Linked DNA regions of Homo sapiens: region 1 is linked to region 2. A link is an interaction called in ENCODE POLR2A ChIA-PET data of the cell type or tissue named here. Cell type or tissue: CD4-positive, alpha-beta T cell. All regions are shown on one strand. Each heading gives the region's core, and the rest is flanking DNA. Links, peaks and the distances in the headings are about the cores only.

What was found. ChIA-PET counts read pairs that join two places held together with the same protein. Peaks named below come from ENCODE experiments on the same cell type or tissue, not always from the same donor. Only the 100,000 strongest peaks of a DNase experiment are listed, where the experiment ranks them.
Region 1: POLR2A ChIA-PET joins it to region 2 with 40 read pairs; 20 of 35 experiments call an interaction of 5 or more read pairs at or near these places.

Annotation. Positions count from the first base shown.
Region 1 is chr2:97,686,614-97,701,010 of GRCh38, reverse strand. It overlaps C2orf92 (chromosome 2 open reading frame 92), which reads right to left. Exons shown (of 8, transcript NM_001351368.2): 4 at 12,018-12,116; 5 at 10,684-10,755; 6 at 1,875-1,985. Among named protein-coding and RNA genes, the nearest start is that of ZAP70, 20 kb to the left of the region's middle. RefSeq lists enhancers at 9,518-10,317, 11,853-13,052. In CD4-positive, alpha-beta T cell, for the core only: CTCF peaks have their summits at 658 and 3,532 (motif pointing right); DNase peaks (open chromatin) are centred at 660 and 3,570.
Region 2 is chr2:97,580,232-97,596,188 of GRCh38, reverse strand. ANKRD36B (ankyrin repeat domain 36B) reads left to right here and starts at 6,312. Exons shown (of 44, transcript NM_001393939.1): 1 at 6,312-6,664; 2 at 10,791-10,905; 3 at 11,072-11,245; 4 at 15,621-15,727. The coding sequence starts at 6,504. RefSeq lists a silencer at 5,678-5,867 and an enhancer at 5,660-6,160. In CD4-positive, alpha-beta T cell, for the core only: CTCF peaks have their summits at 4,940 and 5,218 (motif pointing left); DNase peaks (open chromatin) are centred at 5,208 and 6,328; H3K4me3 peaks cover 1,441 bases; H3K27ac peaks cover 605 bases.

The sequences.
Region 1 (14,397 bases), core at 76-8,075, 110 kb before region 2:
GCCTGTAATCCCAGCACTTTGGGAGGCTGAGGCGGGCGGATCACGAGGTCAGGAGATCGAGACCATCCTGGCTAAGACGGTGAAACCCCGTCTCTACTAAAAATACAAAAAAAATTAGCCGGGCGTGGTGGCGGGCGCCTGTAGTCCCAGCTACTTGGGAGGCTGAGGCAGGAGAATGGCGTGAACCCGGGAGGCGGAGGTTGCCGTGAGCGTGAGCTGAGATCGCACCACTGCACTCCAGCCTGGGCAAAAGAGTGAGACTCCATCTCAAAAAAAAAAACAAAAAACCTTGGCATCTTAGCCACTGGTTCCAGAAGTCCTCTTGGGAAGGAACTGGCTGTTTGGGGAAATGCATTCATATGCATTCATCTGCTATTTGGCGATAAGATGGGATGATTTTGGGGGGTGGAGATGAGACACTGAGGATACGGGCTGGCATGCAACAAAGCAGCCAGAAAGAAAGTTCCACAGACAATTTGTAGGAGGTAAAGAGAAGAACAGAGGAGAGCTCAGATGGGTAGGAGGAAGCAGGGGCACTAGAGGAGGTTGAGAAATCCTACTGCAAAGGATTTTAAGAACAATGGAGGCGAACACTCTGCAGCTTTTCACAGGGCAGTGATATAACCTCTTCTCTGCTTCCCCTCCTCTGCCCCCTGGCCTCAGAAAGTTGTACTGCATACACAATCTGCCTCGTGTGTGTAGGTTTGGGAGATTTCATGTCTGCACCAGCACGAGGCAAACACAAGGCCACAGATGATCCTGAGCTCCTGAGCCCCTCTGAGGACTTACAGAAATTGTGAGAGTGGACGGAATACCACTGAGCACAGGCTGGGGAAAACGCGGCAGTCTTAGCTAGATCTCAAAGGAAGGAGATCTCAGCCGACATTAGTGTCTCCTAGAGCTTCTGTCACCCCATTTATAATGTGACCAAAAAAGAAAAAGACATCAGGGAAATCAGGCATGGAGGTATGATCCCAGGTATCGGCTGGTTTCGTGTGGAGAGCTGCCCAGGGCAGCCGGTTATGTAGACAGCAGAGTGCTGAGCAAGGGTCTTCTTGGGTGATGGGGAGAAAACAGGGCATGTCCAGCCTCCTACCTTCAGCTATGCTATGCCAAGAGGCAGCGTATCCAGCAGCTCTAAGGCTCTGCTAGAATAATTCAGCATTTAATTTCTAAGCATTAGGAAGTGACAACCAGGTATAATTTTGACAGGGAGTGGCAGTGTGGAGGGGTGTACTGCACTTGGTACCAGCATGGGTGAGCTTCTGCCCACTCTAAACAGGTCTGGGCTCAGGGATGAGCGAGGGTGAAGCCCTGGCTGTATAGAAACAATATAAAAGTAGCATCTTTTTGGAAGAGTGGTGAAATTCCCGGAGTTGGGTTTTTATTTATTTATTTATTTTTTTAGATTGAGTCTCGCTCTTGTTGCCCAGGCTGGAGTGCAATGGTGCAATCTCAGCTCACTGCAGCCTCCCCCTACTGGGTTCAAGTGATTCTTGAACTGCCTCAGCCTCCCGAGTAGCTGCGATTACAGGCACCCGCCACCATGCCCAGCTAATTTTTTCTTTTGTATTTTTAGTAGAGACGGGGTTTTACCATGTTGGCCAGGGTAGTCTCTAACTCCTGGCCTCAGGTGATCCGCCCACCTTGACCTCCTAAAGTGCTGGGATTACAGGCGTGAGCCACCGTGCCCGGCCTCTGGAGTTGGTTTAATTCATAAATTTTAACTGCAGGTTGTATTCACTGCAGATTTAATTCACTTTAGCGGGTGAATTAAAGATGTCAGTTAAAATACCATGAAAGGCAAAAGACACATTCAGAAGTTGTCCGTATTTAAGCATCATACTTAGTTTATAGGCCATATAGATTCCCACCTGGTTTAGCTGCTCCTTGAAGTGTTTCTTTATCTATAGTAGTTAACTGCTCTCTTAAATCCCTGTCGAACAGACAGGATTCTTTAAAATTCTTCTCCTCTGAAAGGTGATCTACAAAAGATAAAATGTGTTCATCTACAAACAACCATGGCATGTGATTAGTTCAGCGTTTATGATAAAAGTAGCTTCTTCTAGACTCAAAGTGAGGAGTTAGGGAGGACTTGGGGGAAAAGTCTAAATGTCCTACAGAACCTCAGTGTTTTGGTGTTTTATTGTTTTTGTTTACTTTTTAAAAAATCTAACAAATTCCTGGGCAACCCACCCATAGCTGAGGCAGCATTTCTTACACTCGAGCGTGCATCTGAATCACACTGGGAGGGCTTATGAAAACACAGATTCCTAAGCCCCACCCCAGAGTTTCTGATTCCATAGGTCTGGGGTAGGCCTGGGAATGCGTATGTCTCACAGATCCTGAAAGACGCTGCTTCTGTGGGTAGAGGACCACACTTAGAGAACCTCTCTAAGCCCCAGCCTACTTCTCCACTTGCATAAAATAGAGATAATGAGACCTACTTCACAGATTGTACAATGTTCATGAAAATAATTTTTAAAACACGAAGTACTATAAAAATTTTCTTGAGTTGCGAGGACAAGATAGGAAAATTAACCACACTGAAATATTCAGGTATCAGTAGAGGGATTGCAGAATAGTTTAATAGAAAGAAGACAGTCGAAAATGAGAAATATTTGCATCCTAGCTCTGCCCTTTGGTGCCTGACTCGTTTGCATATGGGACCTGTCAAAGGGCCTGAGTTTAGCTTGGAGAAAATCGGGAGGCCAGCATGGCCTGCCTATCTTTGCCAGATGCAGGATGGCCTGGGAAGAGGCTGAGAGATGTTTTGAGAAGCTCTGGGGAACAAACTAGAACCAATGGGTAGGCGCTCCAGGGAAATCTGTTTGGACTGTTTAGCATTTAGAAGGTGAGCTATCAAAGAGGGAATGGGAAAGGATGAGAAGTAATGAATCTCACACCCCGGAAGACTTCAAAGCAGGCTGGAGCCCCCAGCTCCAGATGGGAGACCTCCAAGAGCTGGAAGTGGGGGCGGGGCAGCTTTGGATGGGTTTGGTAAATCTTCCTTGGCCTTGTTCACAGAGAGATAGAGAACTGTCACAATAAGAGTTTGCGACCAGCCTGGGCAACATAGCAAGACTTCATCTCTACTAAAAATAAAAAAAAAAAAATTAGCCAGGCATGGTGGCGCACACCTATAGTCCCAGCTACTAGAAAGGCTGAGGTAGGCAGATGGCTTGAACTCAGGAGATCAAGGCTGCAGAGAGCTATAATCACACCTCTGCACTCCAGCCCAGGTAACAGAGCGAGACCCTGTCTCAAAAGAATAATAAAATTAAACAATAAAATAAAATAACAGAAAATTATCACAATATGATTAAGACCATCATGTGGGTGTCTGATAACAGTCTCATGAAGTTCTAGGTATTCCTGGAAAAAAGAGAGAAATTTGTTCCTTATTCAACTTGGCTTAGAAAAGAGAGAAAACTCCCAATTTAATAAGACTGATAATTAACTTGACTTTTGAAATGCAACATGTCAAATCCGACTCAGATTAATAGCCACAGACAGAAAGCCCTGGCGAGCATGGAGTTATCCACCAGGGGGCGCGCTTGGCTTGGTCTTCCACAGAGCTGCAGCAATGGTAGACCTGACACGGGAACACATTTTCACTCTCTTTCTCTACCAGAGGCAAGAGCCACTGCCTATTCTTATCGTCAGTATGGACGTAAGTTTTCATTTACCTAAGGTTCTTTGAAGAATCTGAAGGCGTCTTTTATGTTTGATGGTTTGTGTTTGATCATTTCTTGGATTATTTTTTTGTGGGAAAAAATAAGCACAATTATCAAATTTTTGACCAACACAGTTTCATTTCCAGATTTCTTTCCAACTTTAGAACTACTAACTATGACAGGAGCAGCCACCCATTACAAGAGCAATTCTCCCGTCCTTCCATGGTGTAGGCTCAACCCAAGCTGCCAATCAAGCATGTGCTGGGCTTGGTAAAAACCTTCTTAAAGGAGTGCAGAACCAAGAAACTCTGACTTTGTGCTCAAGAAAAAGTTGAAGTCTTTCATCTTCATGATTCTCTATGTTTTGGAGACTCTAACATTGACGTGAGCCTTTGATTACATGTTAATAGCATGTTATTGCTAGGACTGATGCTATGTTCCATTCAGTGGACCTATGATCATCAGTAGCTACAGCTGCTGTCCACAGACCTGGGCACACCTTTTAAAAGACACTTCACTTCCCAGAATGGTCATTTCCCCACTCCTCCTCCTATCGAGATGTTTTCGACCATTGGTTTTTTTGTTTTTTGTTTTTTGTTTTTGAGACGGAGTCTCTGTCCCCCAGGCTGGAGTGTAGTGGCCCCATCTCGGCTCACCGCAACCTCCACCTCCTGGGTTCAAGCAATTTTCCTGCCTCAGCCTCCCAAGTAGCTGGGATTACAGGGATACGCCAGCACACCCAGCTAATATTTGTATTTTTAGTAGAGATGAGGTTTCACCATGTTGGCCAGGCTAATCTCGAACTCCTGACCTCAGGTGATCCACCTGCCTCGGCCTCCCAAGTGCTGGGATTACAGGCGTGAGCCACCACACCCAGCCTTTTTTTCTTTTTTTTTTGAATGGTCACTACTGCCAAGGAGGAGGTGCAGACAGTGTGGTCTGGAATTTACTGTCCCTGCAGAGTAGCCTGAGAGCAGCTCCCACCCTCTGAAGATGGATCTGATCAGCCCCCTCAGCTGGCAGACGTGAGCTTTGTCACTGCCTACAGTTCTTCTCAGCCCTCTTCTTCCCTCACTCTTCCTACTTGGAAAAACCCTATCAAGGAGATCAGCCTCTTGTTCTCCCAGAACTCCGTGCGATTACAACGTAAGCACTTTTTAAAGACCTTCAATGTTAGCATGTTTATATCTAATAGTTATTTACCGATTAGATTGACTCTCCTAAGAGCTGTGAGCTCTTGGAGGACAAGAATGCCTCACTGAGCTCTCTAGCTTCCAGCACAGTGCTTCCCACTGGGTAGGACAGATCAGTAGTTAGGTCTTGAGTGAGAGAATGAATCTGGAAGAATCTTGACTGCAACCTCATGGGGGACTCTGAGCCAGAACTACCCTGCTAAACCTGTCTTGCTAGGCAAGACTGCCGGGCATGGTGGTGCGTGCCTGTAGTCCCAGCTACTCAGGAGGCTGAGACAGGAGAATTGCTTGAATTTGGGAGGTGGAGGTTGCAATGAGCCAAGATTGCGCCACCGCACTCCAGCCTGGATGACAGAGTGAGATTCCATCTCAAAGAAAAAGAAAAGAAAAGAAAAGAAAAGAAAGAAAATAAAAGAAAAAATGTTGTCCTGGCTTCTCCTGAAGGAAAAATAAAGATTTGAAAGTAAAATTATGTTAAAGCAATTGACTGAAGAAACAGTTTTAGAAATCAAAAGATCAAGCTAGATAGTAGGCTTTCTATTCCTCAAGCATATCATTTAATTTTACTTAAACAATGATTATTCAGGGGTGAAGGTAAATTATTCAGGGGCATTTTTTATTCAAGGGTGAAGATACATTATTCAGGGGCTGAGGTATCTTGGCACTGTAATATACATTCCTGGGCAGACCACACCTAACATTTGCAAAAAACCAGCACAAGAATTTTAATAGGTTAACAAATGGTACTAGGAAAACAGGATATCATATGCGAAAGAATAAAGTTAGAGCCTTATCCAACACCATAAACAAAAATTAACTCACAATGGACCAAAGACCTAAATGTAATACCTAAAACTATAAAAACGTTTAGAGAAAAACATAGAGCAGAAACTTCATGACATTGGATTTGGAAATTATTTCTTGGGTTTGATACCAAAGGCACAGGCCACCAAAGAAAAAACAGACAAATTGGACTGTATGCAAATTTTAAAATTTTGCGCATCAAAAGACAGTGTCAACAGAATAAAAAGGTACCCCACCCAGGATGGGAAAAAACATTTGCAAATTGTTTATCTGATAAGGGAATGATACTCAGACTATAGAGAGAACTCCTGACACCCAACAATATACAAAAATACAAACAACTGATTCAAAAATGGGCAAAGAACTTGAATAGATATTTTTCCAAAGAAGATATACAAATGGCCAATAGTACTTGAAAAGATGCTCAACATCACTAATCATTAGGGAATTGGCGAGGATGTGGAGAAACTGGAACCCTTGTGTGCTGTTGGTAGGAATGCAAATGGTACCGCCATGATGGGAAACAGCATGGCGTTTCCTCAGAAAATTAAAACCAAAATCATATCATCCAGCAATCTCACTTCTGAGTATATACCCAAAATACCTGAAAGCAGGGTCTCAAAGAATTATTTGTACATCCACGTTCATAACAGGATTATTCACAAGGCTAAAATGTGGAAACAACCCAAATATCCATCAAGGGATAAGTAAGTAAACAAAACATGGTAGATACATACAATGGAATATTACTCCGCTTCGAAAAGAAAGGACATTCTGGGCCGGGCATGGTGGTTCACGCCTGTAATCCCAGCACTTTGGGAGGCCGAGGCGGGCGGATCATGAGGTCAGGAGATCGAGACCATCCTGGCTAACACAGTGAAACCCCATCTCTATTAAAAATACAAAAAAAAAAAAAAAAAATTAGCCGGGCGTGGTGGCGGGTGCCTGTAGTCCCTGTAGTCCCAGCTACTGGGGAGACTGAGACAGGAGAATGGCATGAACCCAGGAGGAGGAGGTTGCAGTGAGCCAAGATCGCGCCACTGCAGCCTGGGCGATAGAGTGAGGCTCTGTCTCAAAAAAAAAAAAAAGAAAGAAAGAAAGAAAGGACATTTTGAAATATGCCACAACATGGATGAACCTTGAGGACATTATGCAAAATGAAATGTCAGTAACAAAATACTGTATGATTGCACTTACGTGAGATATTTATAGTCAAAATCATACAGAAAGTAGAACGGTGGTTGCCAGGGGATGCTGAGATGGAGGAATGGATGGTTATTATTTAATGAGTATAGAGTTTTGGTTTTATAAGATGAAAAGAGTTCTGGAGATGAATGCTGGTGATGGTTGCACAACATTATGAATGTATTTAATACCACTGAACTGTGCCCTTAAAAATGGTTAAGATGGTAAACTTCATATTATGTGTATTGTATAATAATTTTTAAAAATTGAAAAAGAATACAAATGGAGAAACACCTATCATATGTATCAATAATTAAAAGTTATAAATCATGGCTCAGTCTACATATCTATACAAAGACCTGCTGCTTTCTTGGTGGCTAAAGGAACCCCAAGGCTCCTTCCAATCCCCTGCCACTCTGAGTGACAGCACAGATGTGCTGAAGCAGAGAAAAAGCTGGGCCCAGGCCCAAGATTCCTGAGCAGTGACTGGACTCTCCAAGCCTCACTATGACCAAGTAGAATTTATTCTAGGAATGTAAGGTTGGTTTGATATTAGGAAATTCATTATTATCATATATATAATCTTAATAGACTTAAGGAAAAGAATCATATGATTAGTTCCAAAAATTCAGCACCCATTCTTGATTTTTTAAATATGTAATAACAAATGTTAACAAGGATGTGAAGAAATGGGAACTCTTGCACATATTGGTGGGATTGTAAAACAGTGTAGCTGCTATGGAAACAATATGGAGGTTCCTCAAAAAATTAAAGATAGATTTACCATATGACCCCACAATCCCACTTCTGGATACATATCCTAAAGAATTGAAAACAGGATCTTGGAGATATTTGCATACCTATATTCATTGCAGCATTATTTACAATAGCCAAGATGTGAGAGCAACCCAAGTGTCCAACAACAGATAAATGGATAAAGAAAAGATGGTATATATATACAATAGAATATTATTCAGCCTTAAAAAGAAAGGAAATTCTGTCATATGCTACAACATGCATTAACCTTGAGAACATTATACTACATGAACTAAACCAACCACAAAAAGACAAATACTGTATGATTCAACTTACATGAGATATCTAAAGTAACACAACTCACAGAAACAGAAAAAAATACCCAAAAAGTATCTTTTGGACAGATATATTCTCATTCTCAGTATAAATATATGTATGCATACATATTTACATGTATGTGTGTAGATGGAAGGCTAGATATACAGATAATCTCTCATTCATATTAGTCCTATAACCAGACTCTTAATCAGGAAACTCAAGAGGCATTTCTCCAAGAGCAAGAACAAAGCAGGATGCCCACTGTATCTCCAGCAACCATTCAAGATTATCCTAGAGGTATTAGCAATGCAATTAAACATGATAAATAAATCAGGTAGAGGCATAACAATAGGTAAAGATGTAAAACTGGCTGGGCATGGTGGCTCATGCCTGTAATCCCAGCACTTTGGGAGGCCAAGGCGGGCAGATCACCTGAGGTCAGGAGTTGGAGGCCAGCCTGGCCAACATGGTGAAACCCTGTCTCTAATAAAAATTCAAAAATTAACTGGGCATGGTGGCATGTGCTTGTAGTCCCAGCTACTTGGGAGGCTGAGGCAGGAGGATCACTTGAACCTGGGAGGAGGAGGTTGCAGTGAGCTGAGATCATGCCACTGCACTCCAGCCTGGGCAACAGTGTGAGACTCCATCTCAAAAAAAAAAAAAAAAAAAAGAAGTAAAACTATCTCTATAACAGTATACGTAGAATTGAACAAGGCAATAGGACATAAAATTAATATATAAAAATCAAGCCTTCCTATACCCAAACATTAAGTAGGTAGAGAGTATAATGATAGAGAAACCCCCTCTCTTACAATAGCAACACAGAAAATTAAGTGACTTAGGAATAAACTTAAGAAGATACATGTAAAAATCTATGTAAGGAAAACTTTAACACACAGTGAAAATAAACTTGAAGAACTGGAAAGGCATTCCCATTTCTAGCATAGGATGACCTAACATCTGTTTTCCCACAGTGAATATTGTAGTATAAATTTGATGCAATGCCAATCAGAATACCATAGCCTTTTGATGAAGTTAGACAAGTTGATGTTAAAGTTCACATGGAAAAACAAACATGCAAAAATAGCCAGGAAAACAATGAAAAAACAAAAACTGCAAAAGGGGAACTAGTCCGACAAGACATTAAAACACACTATTTTCAGGCGCGGTGGCTCATGCCTGTAATCCCAGCACGGAGTTTCGCTCTTGTTGCCCAGGCTGGAGTGCAGTGGCGCGATCTCAGCTCGCTGCAACCTCTGCCTCCTGGGTTCAAGCGATTCTCCTGCCTCAGCCTCCTGAGTAGCTGGTCTTGAACTCCTGACTACAGGGGAGCTACATCACCCAGCCAGGAATAAGGATTTTTAATAAGCTCTTCCCATTCCCCACCCTGACCTCCGGCTGATGCATGGTGCGGCCCGGGAACTCCTGGCCAGGTTCATAATCCTGCACCCAGGAAAGACCACATATTTACCAGCTTGGACAGTGACCTATTTGGCCTGGTTTTTTTCTTTTAAATCTTTTAAGTCTTTCTAGGGGAGAAATGCTTCATGGATTCTAGCTGCTCATCCTGTCTGTGGAGCCAATCTCCCTCCAGCATGATCAGATAGCTCAGATGAGCCTCTGCTCCTAGCTGGAGGCAGCGCTTTCCCACACTCCTGAGGAGGAGGGGAGAATTCCTCCGGGGCAGCACCTCAGGAATGTGCTCAGCCACTGCCCAGCCCCACCACCCCAGCGGGGGAAGGACCTGCCCAGGTCAGTTTGGGAGGAGGCACCAGGTGTCTGCGGCTAGCTCTCTGTCCCTCCTGGCTGGCATCCGTCTGCCTGCAGAGAATAAACATTCTGATCTGCTCCTCCATGCTGTACATATCACAGAAGCAGACTCGCACAGGGTGGGATTTGGGGAAACCATGGGTATCCTAAACCTTACCATTGATTAGGGAACTCTTCATAATTCAGGGTGAAGCACACACGTTGTACAGCCAAGTACAAGTACTCTCTTGTGGCCAGGTGCGGTGGCTCACACCTGTAATCCCAGCACTTTGGGAGGCCGAGGCAGGCGGATCACGAGGTCAGGAGTTCAAGACCTGCCTGGCCAACATGGTGAAACCCCGTCTCTACTAAAAATACAAAAATTAGCTGGGTGTGGTGGTGTGCGTCTGTAGTCCCAGCTACTTGGGAGGCTGAGGCAGAGAACTGCTTGAACCCAGGAGACAGAGTTTGCAGTGAGCTGAGATGGTGCCACTGTACTCCAGCCTGGGCAACAGAGTGAGACTCTGTCTCAAAAAAAAAAACAAAAAAAAAAAAACAAGTACTCTCTTGTACTCTCTACAAGAGAGTCTGAGCACCATCTGCCAGACCCTCAGCTCTGAACTCAGGTCAGGTAAAAGGAAAAGGAGGGGCCAGGCCCGGTGGCTCACACCTGTCATCCCAGCACTTTGGGAGGCCAAGGCAGGTGGATCACGAGGTCAGGAGATCGAGACCATACTGGCTAACACGGTGAAACCCTGTCTCTACTAAAAAATACAAAAAATTAGCCAGGCGTGGTAGCGGGCCCCCATAGTCACAGCTACTTGGGAGGCTGAGGCAGGAGAATGGCGTGAACCTGGGAGGCAGAGTTTGCAGTGAGCCGAGACTGCACCGCTGTACTCCAGCCTGGGCAACAGAGTGAGACTCCGTCTCAAAAAAAAAAAAGAGGAAAAAGAACAATGACTTACCAACCCCCAATTCCAATTTTATGCATTTGCATTTACCTTTATCAGGAATTTTGTCCACACTGCCAAGGAAATATTCTGGTTTAGGAGAATTCCAAGCAATGCTGGTTCCTTTGATAAGACACATGAATAAAAAACAATAAGAAAAAGGGTATTCATCAGTACACATTTGCAAGCACCTTGGGCCCATATTTTGTATTCCATTTTTTGGTTTTTTTGTGGTTTTTTTTTGTCTTTTGAGACAGAGTCTCGCAGTCACCCAGGCTGGAGTGCAGTGGCAAGATCTCGGCTCACGGCAACCTCCGCCTCCCAGGTCCAAGTGATGCTCATGTCTCAGCCTCCCAAGTAGCTGGGACTACAGGCATGAGCCACCATGGCTGGCTAATTTTTTTGTATTTTTAGTAGAGACAGGGTTTCGCCATGTTGGTCAGGCTGGTCTCGAACTCCTGACCTCAAGTGATCTGCCCACCTCGGCCTCCCAAAGTGCTGGGATTACAGGTGTGAGCCACCGCGCCTGGCTTGTTTTCCATTTTTAAGTTGAAATGCTAATATAGAACTCAACTTGTGTGAGCAAAATGTGTGTTTGAAAGTGAATGCCTTGATGTAGACAGTGGTGCCGCCTCACTGCCGATTGCAGAGGTGCCCAGGCAGTTGTCCTGGGCTACCCTCAGGGAAACTACCCTCAGGAATTGGGGTGCAAACATCTGTCTGCAGAATACCAACACAGTGCCCATTCCCCCTCCCTGCCTGGGGCACTTGTACCCACGGCTGGCAGATTTCCAATACACTATTCTATCCTTATTACTGTGAGCAAATACCTATCTTAATTCCCAAAGTGCTAAATTTTTCCCATAATATGAAGCTGCTTTGGGGAAACAGTGTGTTCTTCACATGTGTCATTTCTATGGGTGTGCTTAAGGTAAGTCATTTTTTGGTCTTGTTTTATCATCCACTGAATGGGGTATTAATGACTGCACTAATTCTCTCAAACCACGTTGTGCACTTAGAAGGATTCGTGTGTTGGGTTGAAAGTTAGGATGCTGCTGGGGGCTCCTGTTGTCGGGAGTGGGGAACCCCACTTGCAGATCAGGTTTCTGTCCTCTGAATGCCTCCAGGGTGGCAGAACCTGCCTAACACTGCACATCAAGGATCACCCCAAAATACAGGGATATTCACACTTTGGAGCACAGATTCCATAGTGAGTGGAAGGTTATAGAGAGGATTTCAGACAGTTGTTTCCTTCATATCTCAATTTGGCTTTGCCCCACCAGTAGTTGGTTTAAAGACTGCTAGTATGATAGTATAGCACATTTAAGACAACACATAGGCCTATAGAAATGTGTGCACTTATTATGTTAATGACATACACTTGCCTTTTCTCATGTCTGTCTTTGTAATGGATCTGACTGCTGTTGCTTCGTTAAATGATGGGTCATACGGAAACTTTGGAAACACCTGCAGTAGAATTTCATCTCCAGTGGAGCAAACAAAGGCATGTTAATACAGCAACGCAGGATTGATATATTTTGCTCTCTAAGTACCTAAAGCAGTCTATGAATACAGTGAATACATGACGCAAACGCCACAGATATGGGACGTTATTCCCTAAAATGCCTTGTCTTGGGAAGGAAAACTCCAATTACCTAAATCATTTCCGGAAAATTGTGATGTCTGAGACATCCTGGGCAGTAAACACTGCCCGCTAAAGATATATGGCCCCAGATCTCCTGATACTTAGTGCCCTAATAACTCTTCTGGTTTCTGTTGTCATTCTGATGCACCTTTGAGGCTGTTCGCAAGATGACTCATAAAAATAGGGTAAAGTTTGTGAGGGCACAGATGAATCAGAACAGATTCTAAAAGCTCAGAAAGCTCTTTCTTTATAAAACTGTTGCTAATTCATGAGGGTTACATTTTTGAAATACATTAAGTTCTCCTTCCCTTTTAAGTTCTCAGGCTTCTGGCTTCCCTGGGAAGAAGCAGTTTTACCTTCCCCTCTAGGCTTTCCTTGCTAAGTCACAGAAAACAGCCCTCACAAAGCCCACTCATCCTATATTTATTCTCCGTGTATTTCCAGGGCTGTTGGTCCTCGGTGGTTTCCACTCGCTTGATGTAACAGGAGCTCACCACAGAGACACCAGAAAATGAACCATTGGGGTCACCAGGACAATGAGGAGCTGCTCTCACCACCTGTCCTTGATGACCATGCTGACCTACGAGTCCCTGGAAATGCTGCCCAGAGGGAACTGCAGAGTTGAGCCGTGGCCTCCAATGCCAAGGCCCACCTGGTGTGAGCTGGGCTGGTCAGTGGACTCTTGAGGGGTGATGGGAGCTTCCCAAACCCCCAACCAGACTCCCATCTTCAGATGCAATCACTCCCCTCCTACACATATGGGGCCGAATTCAGAGACACTGGGGTCACCTGCAAGGCCGAGAACAAGGCTTCTGCCTCCTAGACAGCAGGTGCTGAGGGCACAGCTAGGGGGACTGCAAGTGCTACCTGCATCTGCTCATGCATCCCCTCCTGGTCACCTGCCAGGCAGTTGTCTATGCAGACTGCCCGAGGCCTCTGTGATGGCTCCCGTGGGGAGGAGCAAGCCCAGCGCTCCTGACACGGACAGCTGCCGGAACGGAATAGAGGCCCATCGGGTGTCGAGAGATCTGCTCCCTTGCAAGCAGGAATGAACAGGCATCGCTCTGTGATCCAAATGCCTCCTAACCCGGGGGGAAGCATCAGCGCCACTCTCCCAGTTGCTCCTTCTCACACCTAAGGTGACCCTCAACCTTCACTCCTGATGCACAGCCCAGGCACCCTCAGGAGAGACTTCACTGGCCTTTGGACAGCTTCCTTCAGCAGACAGCTGTGGTTCAGAACCCTTTTCTCCATCTCAGCTCTCTGCTAAAGAGGACTTCCTTGGGCCTTGGCTTTGCTTTGTTGTGGTGGTGGTGGTGGTGGTAAAATACACTTAACATAAAATTTCCATTTCTGCTATTTATTTAGAGACAAAGTCTCGCTGTGTCACCCAAGCTGAACTGCAGTGGTGTAATCATAGCTCACTGCAGCCTTAAACTCTTGGCCTCAAGCAATCCTCCCGCCTCAGCCTCCTGAGTAGCTGAGACTACAGGCATGTGTCACCACACATCCGGCTAATTTTTTAATTTTTTATAGAAACAGGGTCTTGCTATGTTGCCTAGGCTGGTCTGGAACTCCTGGCCTCAAGTGATCCTCCCACCTCAGCCTTGCAAAGTGTTGAAATTACAGGCATGAGCCACCATGCCTGGCCCATTTTTACTCTATTTAAGTGTACAATTAAGGGTATTCAAAACATTCACAGTGTTGTGTAAACATCACCACTGTTTATTTCCAGAACTCCAGGCTGGAGTGCAGTGGTGCAGTCTCAGCTCACTGTAACCTGTGCCTGCCAGGCTCAAATGATCCTCCCACCTCAGTCTCCCAACTAGCTGGGACTACAGGTTCACGCCACCACACCCAGCTAATTTTTTTTTAATTTTTAGTAGAGACAGGGTTTCACCACGTTGGCCAGGCTGGTCTTGAACTTCTGACCTCAAGCAATTCACTTGCCTTGGCCTCCCAAAGTGCTGGGACTGAGGCGCTCGGCTTCCAGAACTTTTAAATCAACTGAAACAGGGCCAGGCACGGTGGCTCATGCCTGTAATCCCAACACTTTGGGAGGCCGAGGTGGGCAGATCATGAGTCAGGAGTTCGAGACCAGCCTGGCCAACATGGTGAAA
Region 2 (15,957 bases), core at 3,135-11,134:
GGTGAGGGGAGGGGGGAGGGATAGCATTAGGAGACATACCTAATGTAAATGACAAGTTAATGGCTGCAGCACACCAACATGGCACATGTATACATATGTAACAAACCTGCACGTTGTGCACAGGTACCCTAGAACTTAAAGTATAATAAAAAATCATATGAGAAAAAAAAAAACCTTCGCACGTACCCCTTGAACCTAAAATAAAAGGTGGGAAGACAGAAATAAAATAAAAGAGATTGTCAGTGTAGATTAAAAAGTTGGACTCAACTATATGTAGTCTACAAGAAACACATTCTAAATATAAAGATGCACCTGCATAAATTAAAGGGATGCAGAAAGATATACCATACTAACACTTATCAAAAATACCCCCAACATATCTCTATTAATTTCAGGCAGAGCAGCCTTAAAGAGCAATAAAAGTTACCATAGATAAAGAAGGACATTACCTAAGAAAAAGGAGTCAATTCTCCAAGAAGACATGACAATCCTGCATGTGTGTATGCACCTAACAACAGAGCATAGAAATATGTTTAATTTACACTTATCTTCTTATGAGCCATGTTGCGTAACTTTTCACATGTTTAAGATCAACTTCCAATTATTTTCCTATGAAATCTCTCTGTGTATCTTTTTAATTTTTTCAATATATTGTTGGTCTATTTCCCCTAAATTTGTAAGAACTATTTGTATATTAGAGATAGCACCCCTTTGTCTATGATATAAGTTGCAAACCTATTTTCCCACTCTTTCATTTGTTTTCTGACTGTGGTGGTAGTCTTTTCTTGCCATGCAAAAAATTTTGTTTTGTTTGTCTTTGATGTAGTTGAATTGACCAGTCTTTTAAAATTGTGTCATTATTAGATGAGCGACTTTCTTTCCAGCTCACCTGAGAATGTGTTTTCCTGTTGAGCTACAGAATGAGCATTGGGTACTTTGTGTTCCTCTGAGAAAGAGAAGAGGTGTGTCTGGCAGCCAGGAGTTGACCTGGTCCTATCTGCTGGGCATTGGCGATGCTGTGAGCTGCCTGGCACCCACAGATGGATGTTGATGTTCTCTTGTGAGCATAAACAATTCCATAGAACATCTGCTTCAGACCATATCATTTTGTGCCAATACTTAAGACAAAAACAAGACCTCTTCATAATCATGTCTGAGCATGAGCAAAGCATGAGCATTGTTCATATCACACAAATGACCAATGTGTCTCTATTCTAGCTAAGATGAGTAACTACTGTTTCTTCACCAACTACAGCTTTAACGTTCTTTACCAATTATAGCCTTAACCCATTAAGGCTTTAATGCAGGTTTACATCTTTCCACATAAGATTTATTAAGATACCCTACTATGCTAGAATTACCCCCACTTCGTGACAACACCCAATTCAGAACGAAGCCCCATTTCCTTAAACCCTTCTCCCAGATTATTGCCTAACACAACCCCAAATCTTCTAAGTCCTTTCTGTTGTCCTCTTAGTGAGACACCCCACCGTTCCCTGTAGTTTGTATTCTCCCTCACTTAACCAGTAATAACTCACTTCTTCAACTACAGGTGTGTTCATGGTGGCCTTTGATTGGAGCCCATTAACATCTCCACTTTTCCTGGTAGCCCAAGGGAATGGGGAGGCAGTAGAGGGAAAGGGCAGCTGAGGGCTCTGAGCATTGGTTAGAATGCTTGGGCAACAGATGGCTCTTCCTGTTTCAGTACCATGAGGACTCCCCTGGGCATTGGATTGCTTTCCTCATTCCATGTGTAGCCTTGACTTCTCTTAGAGGAAGTGCACCCTGATGTCCCTCCACCTTGTTTCTCCTGTTTCTCCCCAGCATCTGTTTCCACCAGTCACCAGCAAGGGGAGGATCGTATAAGGACACCCTTCAGTGTCAGTGTGCTTCACTATGCTCAAAATCACCGGATTTGGAGGTGGATGTGGAGGGTGGGGCTGGAGGACGGAAGAGGAACTTAGGAGCTAAATGCTGTCCCTCTCTATTTTGCTCCAGAATGTTCTTTTCCTTTCTCTCTTTGAGTCACCAGTTTCTTTACTGTATTAGGCTATGCCCCTTTCCTTGTTTTATTGCTATCAGTCATTTCTTATTGGCCTTTATAATTTTATTAGTACCAGGATGGAAAACTCTACAATATTGTTTTTCTCCAATACCGAAGGCATCTCCTCTCCTCATCCCTGCTCTTTCCCTCCAGTTAAAAAAGATAAATAAACACTCCCTGTTGACAAATGTCTTTTCTCTTTTCTGTAGACTCTGCGAGTTCTCCTTTCAGTTTATGCTTTTGGAAACAAAAGTCCTTGTCTGTCCTTCAGGTGTGAGTCAGAGCCAGATTCCTGACTAAATGGAGGGAAGGTTAAGAAAAAATACAATGAGAAATTCATTATAAGAAATTATTTTGTTGTCATCTAGTCATGTAAGTTTTTTCTTTAGTGGTGGTAACATGTGCTCATTCATCGTAGTTCGTTGCTCATGCCACGTGGTCATTGTCTCATGCTTATGGGCACCTCTCTTTAGTGACACCCACCTATTGGGGGGTCCCATTTGTAAAGAATTTTGTTGATGTGCTGAATACAAATTGATTTCCTAGAGTCTTGTCTGTTTTGGGCTGCTATAAAAGAATACCATAGACTGAGTAATTTATAAAGAACAGAAATTTGTTTTTTCCACAGTTCTGGAGGCTGGGAAGTCCAAAATCCAGGGGCCATTAGATTCATTGTCAGGTGAGTGTCTGGTCTCTGTTTCCAAGATGTCGCCTTGAAGGCTGCATCTTCCAGAGAGGAGGAGTGCTGTGTCCTCACATGGCAGGAGACTGAAGGGCAAAAGGAGTCTAACTTCCTCCATCATTCCTTTTTCTAAGCATATCTAATCCTATTCATGAAGGCAGAGCCCTCATAGCCTAATCACCTCCCAAAAGGCCCCACCTCTTAATACTATCACATTTGTAATATTTGATTTCTGGAGGGGATACATTCAAACCATAGCAGATGCTCATGAAAGTAGAAACAGTGGCTAATGCCAGAGAAAGAAGCTGAGGATCTGGGAAGTCTTACTTGTGGATTTTACGTTATATGTTCCATTCCCACATGTAAATAAATGAGTTAATTGAAATGGAAGAAAATGAAGAAAGATGGAGAATTGTGTCATGGAACAATGGACAGCAGTCATAACATAATGGGTGAAAACAAAGCTCAAATACATGAGGATGATTATATCTTTAACGGTATCTCGAAGCTGTAAGAGATCAAGTCTTGACTTCTATGTTAAAAAAGAAAGAAAACTGATGACCCATATTTAAACTGAGGCATGTGACATTTCTGCTCTACTCAGCACTCTTCACTCATCTAACAAAAATTCATTATGGCTTCTTATGTTCCAGGCACTGGGCTAGGTGTTTAAGGAAGACAGAGGGAGGAAATAAAAATTTTTATAAAACAGTCTTTGTCCTCAAGCAGCTCACAGGGCAGAGAGACCCTGACAGAGTAGAGATTTCATGAAGAGTGGGGATGGGAAGGGCATTCTCTCCATACGCATCCCTGTCCCACCTCGGAGATTTCCTCCTCAGAACGCTACCTCTTACTGCTTTCCTGCCTCACTCTTTCCAGCTCTCAGTTTAGAAGGTGTTTCCTCAGAGCACCTTTGCTGACCTCTCAAGTCTGGTGAAAGGCCCTTCTCACTGGTGCCTGGATGCCCTGTGTGCTCCTGTCATACACACAACACAGCATAGTAAAATGCCTGGTGTATGTGTTTGTCTTTTCAATACTCTGAGCTCTGCTCATTGGCAAATCTCAGGACATAGCACAAGATGTGGCCCCTAAATGTTAACTGAATGAACGAATGGAATCACTGGTATCTCTTTAGCTTGAAGAATAGAAAGCCCTTGTAGGACAAAGAAGATTGGGAGAAATGTGAAGTCTGGCGTGGACTCTGTCAGAAGGCAGAACTGAACCAATGGATGGACTTAGAAGAGAGAGACTTCGGTTTCACATCAGGAATGATATCATAGTCAGAACTCACCACACACATAATAGGTTAGATGAGGGAGGAGGGAGTCCTTCATTGCAGGAGTTTTAAAGGTGAATACAAGAAATGGGAGGCACTTGGCCTGGCGCGGTGGCTCAGGTCTGTTAATCCCAGCACTTTGGGAGGCCGAGGCCGGTGAATCACAAGGTCAGGAGTCGAGACCAGCCTGGTCAAGATGGTGAAACCCTGTTTCTACCAAAATACAAAAATTAGCCGGGTGTGGTGGCGGGCACCTGTAATCCCAGCTATTTGGGAGGCTGAGGCAGAAGAATCACTTGAACCTGGGAGGCAGAGGTTGCAGCGAGCCAAGTTTGAGCCACTGCACTCTAGCCTGGGCGACAGAGCAAGACTCCGTCTAAAAAAAAAAAAAAAAAAGAAATGGGAGGCACTGAGTTTCTGGCTCAGTTTGTGATGCCAGAAATACAGAGATGACTGATCAGTAAAATCCACTAGAAAGTGTGTGACAGGTTTCTTTTTCCTTATATTTTTCTTTTTTAAATACAAAAGTAATAGCAGCCCACTGAAAATTTGAAAAGTATATGGCATTAAAAAGAGAAAAATAACATCTGATAATCCAACAAGATAAACTCTCTAAAATTTCTTTTCTCTTTTTAAATGAATATAGTTAAGCTTGAAATAGAATTTTAAATTTATCCTGATGTTTTACTCAACAGCGGAGAAGCATCTTTTATGTCATTATTTTAAGTCACAACCACTTTTAGTGATGATGATTAAAGAACCATTTGCTTTTTCCTTACTGTTCCCTGTTTTTAGATTTTTGGCTAGTGTCTAATTTTTCCCTGTTATAAATAATGCTGAGATGAACAGAATATGTAGATTTCTAATAATTTGCAAATGAACAGCATATGAAAAACATGGGCAAAAATTTTGCAGTTATAATTACTCAACACAAGTTTTAAATAAATTACTTTTATTTTGAGCGTTCATTCTTACATATGTTATAGGAAGTAAGAAGCATTCCTTACTCCTTAGAATTTTGTTTATAAATTAGTGATGAATTGGAAAGGGTAGCTTGCCCCTGGAATTCTCTGATAAGCACAGGTGATGAGGAAAATGGAGAAATCCAAGAATTCTTTTGTCTTTCCTTAAAAGTAGTCAACTTTAAGTGCAGTGCAGGCGTGCCCTCTAGCGGCCAAATAAAAAATAAATAGGCCTTCAGCCCTGTAACAATCGCACGTCCCCATCTAGTGGCTAACGTCTGTAAATGCAGCTTTTCTAATCACAATAGCGAATGTTACTTGATTTATATTTGTCTTAGGTGAAGAACTGGGAGGACTCTTAGAGATCACGTATTTCAACTTCCTCACGGAGTGGCATGCAGGCAGCAGCAGCCTTGGGAACCCCGATTGCCCCTCCTCACACCTGCCCATCACAGGACTTGGGCGACGGGGTGGTGAAGTCAGGCTGTGGCCCCAGCGGCGCCACGAGGCCGAAAACCGGCGCTCAGCCTCATCCCGGTGGCTGCGGAGTGCCAAGCGCCAGGTCCTGCGCTCTGGGCGTGGGTCAGGAGCAGCTGGCAAGGGCAGCGCAGCCTATGGGGCCTTTGGGCGCGGCCGGCCGCAGCTCCGGGAAGCCACGTCAGCCCACGGGCGCTGCAGCTGCAGCCGCCACCAGCACATGGAGCAGGGGTCCCCGAGGATTGGGAATCCCCGACCAGGCCTGCGCCTCCAGCCGCGCGGACCCCGGGGCCAGCCTGGCCGCGGCAAGTCAGGCAGTCTGCGGCAGGAGCGCCGGGCATGGGCTTCGGCCGGGGGTGCAGGAGGCGCGCACCCTCCGGCCGGATGGCGGCGCACTCAGGGCTCAGGAGGCCATCCCACGGGAGCCCCGCCAGCCCCCGCCGGAGCCCGAGCTGCAGTGCCGCCTGCAAGTGGTGCGCTGGCTGCAGCTGTGGCAACCCCGGATACCGTCCTCCCGCCTCGCACCCATCAGCGCGGACCCCGGGGGCGACGCAGTGGCGATGTCGGGCTGTGGGCCCAGCGGTGGCACTAGGCGGAGAAGCACCACTCAACCCCATCCCTGGGCTGCAGAGGGCCCAGCGCGGGGGGCTCCGAGCGTCGGGAGCCTGTGGAAGAGAAGAGCGCGCGGGCGACAGTTAAACAGGCCCTGGGGCAGGGCGCGCCTCGCGCTCCAGGGAGCCCCGCCCTCCCGCGGCACCTCCGCAGCAACCGCCGCCTGCACCGGGCGCGCGAGAGCTGCTAGGGCGGTTTCTCTGCCTCGGGCCTGTTGGGCAGGGCCGGCTAAGGTGCGCGTGCTCGCTGGTTCTAACCCTTCTGTTGGGCGTTTCTGCGGAGAGGCGGGAGGCGCTGAGAGTCTGCGCGGAGGTCCGTGCACAGACTGCTTTGCCTGTTGTTGCTCTTCGGAGGCGGCGATCCCCGAAGGCGAGCTGAAATACGGCTGCAGGCTACAATTTGCAGCCGACGATTAAGGAAGACGACGAGCGGGAGAGGTGGCCCACCCTCATGGAGCGCTTGTGCTCGGATGGCTTCGCATTTCCCCATTACTACATTAAACCGTATCATCTGAAGAGGATCCACAGAGCTGTCTTACGTGGTAATCTGGAGAAACTGAAGTACCTTCTGCTCACGTATTATGACGCCAATAAGAGAGACAGGAAGGAAAGGTAATGGGGGCCGGGAGCCGGGGCTGCGGGAGGAGGCCTGTGGATGTGGAGAAGTACCCCTTTGCAGGCTGAGGGCTGCGGGGCGGATGGTCCGGGGCTCGGGGTATGGACGGGGGCTAGGGGGTGCCTGGCTGGGGTGGGAGTGAGTGGAGCGGGGCCTGGGGAGTGGCGGTATATGGGGTGGCGGGGTGTGGAGTGAGTTGGGGGATGGGAGTGGGGAGTAGGGGGTGCATGGGGTGGGGGCGTGAATGGGCTGAGGTGGATGGAATGAAGGCTTGGGGGGTAGGGGCGTGGATGGTGTGGGGTGGGGAGATGGGGTGAGGGTTCAATGGGATAGAGGACTGGAGGTGGGGGTGAGGTGTGGGGGTGAATGGGGTGGGGGAAAGGGGTGCAGAGGTGAGGGGGGCGAGTCCTGTCACCAAAGGGGCTGGACTTTCTTTCCTGGCAGGCTCAGCCGCACCTGGGATGTGGAAACCTTGGCGGGGGCGAGCACCCAGGTCATTTTCACAAGCAGCAAAACAAAAACAAAACTTCAGCTGGTTTCCAATCACTCACCATGCTGCTTCTTTATAAATCATTTTAAAGTGATTTCACTAATAAAATTCAGCATGTACAGCGTTTTATTTTTAACGTGCACATTTTAAAGCATAATGTTACATACATTATGGAAAGGTGCATAATGAGAGAAATCATTTCCATAATATATCAACTTCCTGGCTAAAAATTCTTTGGATAAAAATCCAATATTTATTTGATATCAATGGACACCTATGTCAATTTGGTTTTCACTGAGGGACCTTAGAGGGAAACTTTGAAGTGGGAAGATGGTCTGTGTTCTTGAATAGAAAGACACATTTTTCTAAAGTTCTGAGCTCTTTCTGTGTTTATAAATTTTACATAATCCAAATAAAGTTATCAAAGTGTTAACATTTTTGAATTACTCATGCTGTCTTTTACTATTGTGACGACATTAAGAAAACTTTTGAAATGGAGTCAAAAAAGACTTGCCTTTCTAGATATGAAAATGTGCTGTTAATTTCCACAAGTTATTTACTAACAGCTGAAACAACAAATCAGTGAATGGAACAGGTTAGAAAATCCAGGAACACACCAATATGTGTAAGAATATATTAGGTTGGTGCAAAAGCAATTGCGGTTTTTGCCGCAATTACAAGTAATGGCGAAAACCGCAATTGCCTTTGCACCAATCTAATAGAATTGGATAATGGTGACATTTCATATTAGTAGGAAAAGATGAATTACTCATAAATGAAGTGCCTGCTAACTATTTGGAGAAATCTGGCTAGATTTTCATGTCACAGAAATAAGTTCGTTATGGAATGTAGATTAAAAATTTTAAATGCACAAAATAAGAAAGATAACAGAAAAAAACACAAATGCCTACTTATATTGATGCATGTTTATATTCCTACAAATATCACAAGCACACATTCTGAAGGTCGATTTAGCAAAATAAAAAAAATCCAGTTTATAAGAAAAAATTAACAAAAGACAATATGTGTGTATACATATTAGATAAAAAAGTGATTTTCATTTTACAGAGAATTCTTCAAATAAACAAGAACTCTCATTTAAAATAGAGCAAAGCATTTATTTTTCAGATATTCAAGCAACCTATGCACATGGGAAAAAATATTTAGTGTTCCTGGGAGGAGAAGGTATTTAAGTTAAAAAAAGAATGAAATACTGTTTTCTATCCACAAGTTTGTGAGGGTAAAGGGTAGCAGTACATATACTGCTGTTGAAAGTTTACATTTCTGATGACTTTTCAAATAGACAATTTGTTGGTAAGTATCACACTGTAAAAATGTATGTGCCCTTCACCCATCAATTCCGTTATACTAAAATATCTCTAGGAAATAGAGATACATGCAATTTGTTTTTCTCAGCACTGCTTAAAATAGCAGTGTATTTGGAAAACCCCTTATAGTGGATTTTATAAATTTTATAAATTTATCAATAAATTTCAGTGCATCCATAGGATGGGACAATATGGGACCTTTGCAGATGTCAGTAGATACAGATGTATGTTGAGGTGTGAAGATGTACTCTGAAAAAAAGTTGGTTTGATTATACATACACACAAACAATCTATGGTGTTAGTAAGCCAAATATGTGTACAAAATATAACATTTCTTCTTTTCTGGCAGGTGTATTGTGATATTTTTTCTTATCTGTGATGTATAAATGATCAGCATGTTTAAAACTTCTAGTAAATGTTTTTTATTAATGAAATTATCCTTGGGAAAAGAAGAAATATAAATCTTGCAAAGAAAAAAAATTCTCAGTTTCTATTTTATTATTAATTTCTTCGTTTGTTTGTTTATTTTTGAGATGGAGTCTCACCCTGTCGCCCAGCCTGCAGTGCAGTGGCATGATCTCAGCTCACTGCAATCTGCCTCTCAGGTTCAAGTGATTCTCCCACCTCAGCCTCCTGAGTAGCTGGGATTACAGGTGTGCGCCACCATGCCCAGCTAATTTTTGTATATTTTAGTAAAGACGGGGTTTCACCATGTTGACCAGGCTGGTCTCAAACTCCTGACCTCAGGTGATCCCCCCGCCTCGGCCTCCCAAAGTTCTGGGATTACAGGTGTGAGCCACTGTGCCTGGCCTTATTTTTATTTTTTTGTTTATTGGTATCTTCTGTGAACTTTTAGCCTCTTCAGAGGCAGAGGGAATATTTTTATTTGTGCTTGATTATTTTATTATGCATAGATTTTAGTATATACATAAGTTTTTATTATAGTTTTATTACATATAAGGAAACAATTTTAAATTAATTATTTTAGTTTATCAGTGTCCTCATGAAAATGAAAATGAGCAAATATAAGTGATTATCACTATTCCAAAAGCACTGCTTTAATTTATAGTTTTTTTCACAATAAACTTCCCAACTGTATGTATGCATTCTTTCAATCCAGTTATTCATCAAGCATAACCTGAATACCTATTATGTAGCAGACACATTCCACCATCTCTCAGGACTCTTCCACCCTTAACAACTTCATGTTTACCTGCCCAGCCTGAGCAAGCTGAGATTTAAAATGGAAGCATTAGGACTGAATCCCAGTTGGATCTTTTATTCCTTTTTTTTTTTTTAAACAAAAGCAATTCTGAAGTTAGAAAATAGTGAAAGATAACCTTTAACTGCCATTTCAAAAACTTATGACAGTCTCAAATACTACTATTAATCATTGCAAATACCTAATTTACATAACATTCTGTAAGTATTGAAAAAAATGAGCCATACCTATTCATTTGAATCCTGAGTTTTCTTTGGATTATTTTTTTTTGAAAGTTGAAGTAAGAATTACTTTGTTTTAAAAATTTGTTTTTTTATTTTTGCCTTCTTTTTCCACAGTACTTCATTTAGGTGCCAATTATATGAATAGAACTGCCTGTTCTATGAACTGTATCCCACTTAATGTAAGGCATCACGGATTGGGTGATGCCACATTACTTTATATATCGATAAGATAATGTTTAAAATGTTGCCAGTTATAAATGTAATAAATAATGAATTGTAAACAGTTTTCCAATGTCAGGAGATGTTAATATATAAGAGAATAGTAGCTTATATAAGAGAATAGTGAGAAAATGAGCATCTGAGAATGACTGAAATACAATGATACATCTAATCTTTAATAGATACCTCAATGTAGATATGATTGTATCATTTTACTTAATTAAAATGTCTTTGTCTTTGTAAGTAGTGATATCTAAAAATTATTGAGCTGTTATTTGTGTTAGAAAGTGTTCTAAATGCTGTGCATAGATTCTTATGTAAGCATCACAGCAGTGTTCTGTGGGCTAGCTACTATTCTCTTACATATTTTATTGATAAGGAAATTGAAGCAAAGAAAGGCTAAATAACAGCTAAGTGACAGAGCTTACAGTAAATTTTAAGCCCCAATTAAACTGAATCCAAAAGCCAAGCCTTTTCTATTAAATAGCCTGCTCTTTCATTAATGTGGTGAGTAATAAGCGCTAACAAATGTTGTACTTTCTTCACAAGAAAATTACATATTTGTTTTGAAGACAGAGAAATAACATGCTAATTAATGCTTACAGTTACATGTTTTAAAAAGTCCTGTCACTCTCACAGGACTGCCCTACATTTGGCCTGTGCCACTGGCCAACCGGAAATGGTACATCTCCTGGTGTCCAGAAGATGTGAGCTTAACCTCTGCGACCGTGAAGACAGGACACCTCTGATCAAGGTACATAGTAGCTGACTCTTTGAGCATGAGATGGATTTGGTTGAAGTACATAGGATAAAATGAATTTATCTCATTGGAATACCACCATATAACTAGTAGGAAATCCTACGGAGTGTTTATTTTGATTTTTTCAGTATTTGCATGTTTCTCGGTCTAATACTGACAGGCTGTACAACTGAGGCAGGAGGCTTGTGCAACTCTTCTGCTGCAAAATGGCGCCGATCCAAATATTACGGATGTCTTTGGAAGGACTGCTCTGCACTACGCTGTGTATAATGAAGATACATCCATGATAGAAAAACTTCTTTCACATGGTACAAATATTGAAGAATGCAGCAAGGTATAGGTCAACCAATGTTATTTTCAAACTATCTGAAATGCATTTATTTTAACATTGACACATGTAAGGGTCAATTTTTCATATTTGGAAGCTCAAACATTCCTTGAATGAAAATATTTTGAAATGCCTTAACTGTCTAAGATTTTACTTTAAATATTGGAACTTTTAAAGAAGCATTATAGGGAACAGCCTTTTTTCATGCACTTATGGTAAATAACTATAAAAACAAATGAATTACAATAAATTTATAATTCATGACAACTGAATTTGGGAAAGGTAATAGTTAAGTGTTTTTCCACTAAATTACTTTTTTTCTAATCAGTGTGAAGTGACACAGGAAAGTAAAATTGTCCCTTATAAATAGGCTTTATTTTAAATGTCAAAGAAAATTAAAGAATTTCACAATAAATGTACATGTTGTTGCTGTTGACAAGTGTTGTATGTGAAGGTGATTTCATTTGAAAGTGATTCCTCTGTGGAAAGGCTTAAGAGGGAAAAATGAAGAAAAGGAGAGCAATCAGAAATGCACAAGCTAATTTGGAAATTAGGTAATGAGGGAAAATACTGTGGAGAGGGTTTTTGTGTGTTTTGTTGTTTGTTTTCAATTTATATGTTTAGACAAAGATCGCTTCAGTTTTGGGGATGATTATTCTTACTTTGGGAAAGAGTTTGTGAGTTGTGAAATTGCCCAGGGATCAATTTTGGTAAGACTCTGAGGAAACCAGGTTGGCAGTGAATAGTGGTGATGAAGCGGCACACAGTTCAGCAGAGAGAAGAACACATAATTAATGGACATTATTCAATTCTGGCAGAAACAGCCACTCAGATAAGCATCTAAACTCTACTCTCAAGTCCAGAATGTCTTGATGGGCAGGTGGGAGATACGGAGCTTATAAATAGTAAAATCAAGTTGGATTTTGAGCTTACTAGTCTCTTCCCTACCCCTACCCAGGAAAAGTAAATGAAGTCTTCAGTGAATGGCTCTATCTTTTGCTCTTTCCTCTTTTCGGCCAAATCCCAAACGATAAAGGGAATTTGCCACGTGGGTGAGAAATGAGACTGAAGTGATTATCAACTGTGCTGGTTCGCAGTTAGAATTGTGCATGGCAGTAACCTGGGGAAATTAAAAGCAAATCTCTAAGTCTAGGATATCCCCTGAAGATTTTAATATAGTAAATCTAATATTTACTATTAAATATTACTGGGCATGTATGTTTTAAAATATTTCCTTGAAGCTGGGCATGGTGGTGCCTCTAGCCAGAGCAACAGATTAAGACACTGCCTCTAACAGCAACAACACAACAACAACAACAACAATAAAACATTTCTTGGGACACTGATACGCTGCTGGTTAAGAACCACTGAATAGATAAGTGTAATATAAATTCCCATATCTCAAACACACAAAAAATCTCTAGAAGAGCTGGAGATAGGTGCTGCTTCCTTTAAATTTCTCCTTTCCAATAATATTGGCCTGACTTTTACCTGTCTCTACCTCTGTGGTTGGGAAGTGGAAAGGACTATTATTTGCAGTATCTATCAGCATAAGAATAACACCTTTTCTTTGCCACCATCACTTATTCACTGCCATTCATAGGGTCATTAGAAATTTGCTATTGTGGACTCTTTTAATAAGTAGAGACTGACTCTTTCAGGACTCTGAGTCTCTTTGTTATCATTCTGGTGATTAGGTCAATACATCATTATTAAAAGCGGGGTTCTCTCAATTACAATAGCAAAAAATTCTAAACCTTTTTTTAAAGCTGAAGCTCTATTATGGACTGCCTCAGTATGTCAGTTAAGTACATAGAACTGTGGCATAATCAGGATAGCAGTTTTAAACACTGAAAACCATGAAGTTAGTAAGAATACAAAGAATACATATAGGTCATTATTAGAGCTTTAATTGATAAGCCATTGTATTTTTATTTCTGATTTATATTTTACCTAAAATAAAAAAAATTAGGTTACAATATAGAAACTAGAATTATAATTTAATATTATTTTAATAATTTAGTTGCAGCAGTCCTATGAACTAATTATCCATTTGGTGAACAATCTGGGAAAATTAAACATAAATTATAAATGAATGAATGTTGTAAAAGTGCTCAAAGTGGGTATTATGACTCTTAGTAACAATTTTTATTGCATTCTTGGGCCTATTTTGGAAAAAAAATCTGAAACTAAAGAAAGGAAGTATTTTACATGAAAATACTTGCTTTACATACAATCGCTTGGAGACATATCCATAGCAAATATAAAAATACAAGGTATATAGTCCAAATGTGTCCCATACATGTGTTTAGTTTGCGTCTACAAATTGTCTCAACATGGAAGGTTTAGGAGACTCGTGCACAGATCTGGATTCCAAGCTTCTCTTCAAGAATCCAATCTGGTGTCCCTTGAGCCTATCTCAGGTTTTGGATGCTGTGCAGAGGTTGCCCCTTTCTATGAGGCATGTGGTCTCCATTTTGCTACTGTGCCTACCTAGGTACTTCACTTCCTCAGGTCATCTCCCTTGCCTCTGTAGGGATGACTTTACAAGCCCTGTTTTATAATATATTTTAGTAAATATTTCAAGGTTTTCAAGACATTTTATATTTATTTAAATGTAGAGTCTATATTTTATATAAATCCTTTGGTAATCGGGTTGAACTTTTGAATTTAGATGGTGGTGTTTTATAAACTATTTATACATACCATAAATAATCATCTTCCCATTAGAATGCATGTAAGCTTTTTAAGGTGAATCATGGTATAGTTGCATAGGTTATGCATATTGCAGACAACATTATATTTTTCTCTTCAGCATTGCCTCCTAAAAATGCAAGTAATTGGCCGAGCGCAGTGGCTCACGCCTGTAATCCTAGCACTTTGGGAGGCAGAGGCAGGTAGATCACGAGGTCAGAAGATTGAGACCATCCTGGCTAACACGGTGAAACCCCCTCTCTACTACAAATACAAAAAATTAGCTGGGTGTGGTGGCACACGCCTGTAGTCCCAGCTACTCGGGAGGCTGAGGCAGGAGAATTTCTCGTGCTTGAATCCGGGAGGCGGAGGTTGCAGTGAGCCGAGATGGCACCACTGCACTCCAGCCTGGGTGACAGAGCGAGACTCCATCTCAAATAAATAAATAAATAAATAAATAAATGATGCAAATAATTTAGTGGTTTTCATTATGCTATAAATAATTCATATAGGTCATTATTAGAGCTTTAATTGATAAGCCATTGTATTTTTATTTCTGATTGATATTTTACCTAAAATAAAATAAGTTAGGTAAGAATGAATTGGAAACTAGAATACAAATAGATTTTTAAAGGAGTTATGTACCAGGGTCCTAAGATTATAATTACATAAATATTTGCATCAGGGTCCTAAGATTGTAATTGAGAATAACATTTCATACAGAGCTTTCTGACAGCTAAGATAAAAATATTACTAGAGAAAACCCATGGACTATTTAATAATAAGCAGTGAAAGTTCACTCGAAGCCTATCTCTATTAATTCAGAGCCCGGCTCTCCGAATTAAAAAGAGATAGGCTTCAAATGAACTGTCAATCGTGTCAGAATCTCAGATGACAATGTCAGGTGCTCAGGTGCTCAGGAGCTCCTGACATTGTCACCTGAGATTCTCACACCATCGATAGAAGAGAATGAGGCAAGTGTGTATCACCCAGAGGAAACCTCTACCTTTACTGGTAAGCTCTCACAACTGTATCCCTGAAACTCTCATTTCTCAAATGTTAACATTCTCCAAAATAAGTATTTACAAATAGGGATTAGGTGAAGTTCAAAAGATTTCTCAAATACTAGACACATAATGCACAGTTTTGTAACATTTTTCAAACATGGGTGATCATGGAGTCTCTCTTTTGGGGTATAATGTTCAAATTCTGGTAAAGTAAATATCCTTTGGAATATATTAATAGTTTAAGAAACACCGCTCTATAGATAATAATTTAGATCATTAATAAAAATACCTGAAACATTTATTACTGTGTCTTAGAGTTTGAGGACATAGAGAAAAAAATACAGCTGCTGCCCTCAAGAAGCTCTTGGTTCAGGTGGGAAACAATTAAATCCTTGAAACATGCCATGCTAAATGCTGGGACAGAAGCAAAGATTCTTGGAACTGGGAAATGTTTGAAGTGAGTTTTGGAGATGACCAGAGTTCTTGTGGTGAGGCAGAGGAGGTTGTTTCCAGGGGAAGGAGCAGAACATAGAAAAGCACCGAGGAGGGAAAAGAAAGGGACTACCTCTTACGACCTTTCAATTGTATATATTGAAGCTCACAGGATCTTACATAAGGTTTTCATTTCAGTTGATAAATATGTAATTTTGTGATTATAAATTGTTGCTGTTATTTTACAGAATGAATATCAGCCACTGTTACTTGCTGTGAGTCGAAGAAAAGTGAAAATGGTGGAATTTTTATTAAAGAAAAAAGCAAATGTAAATGCCATTGATTATCTTGGCAGGTACAGACCTTAGTTCTTATTGTGTTGTTTTTAAACCTGAGTGTCATTTTAGAGTGGTAGCAGTCACTCAAGTCACAAATATTACATTAGTAAGAAGACTAACTTTTAATTACTGGGATATAGTGAGAAATATCAACACAGATCATCACTTAGGTAGAAAAACAATTATTTGGACTGAGTAACATAAAGAACAGTGTATAGCAGGATTCATCTCTCTCTATAGACATTAT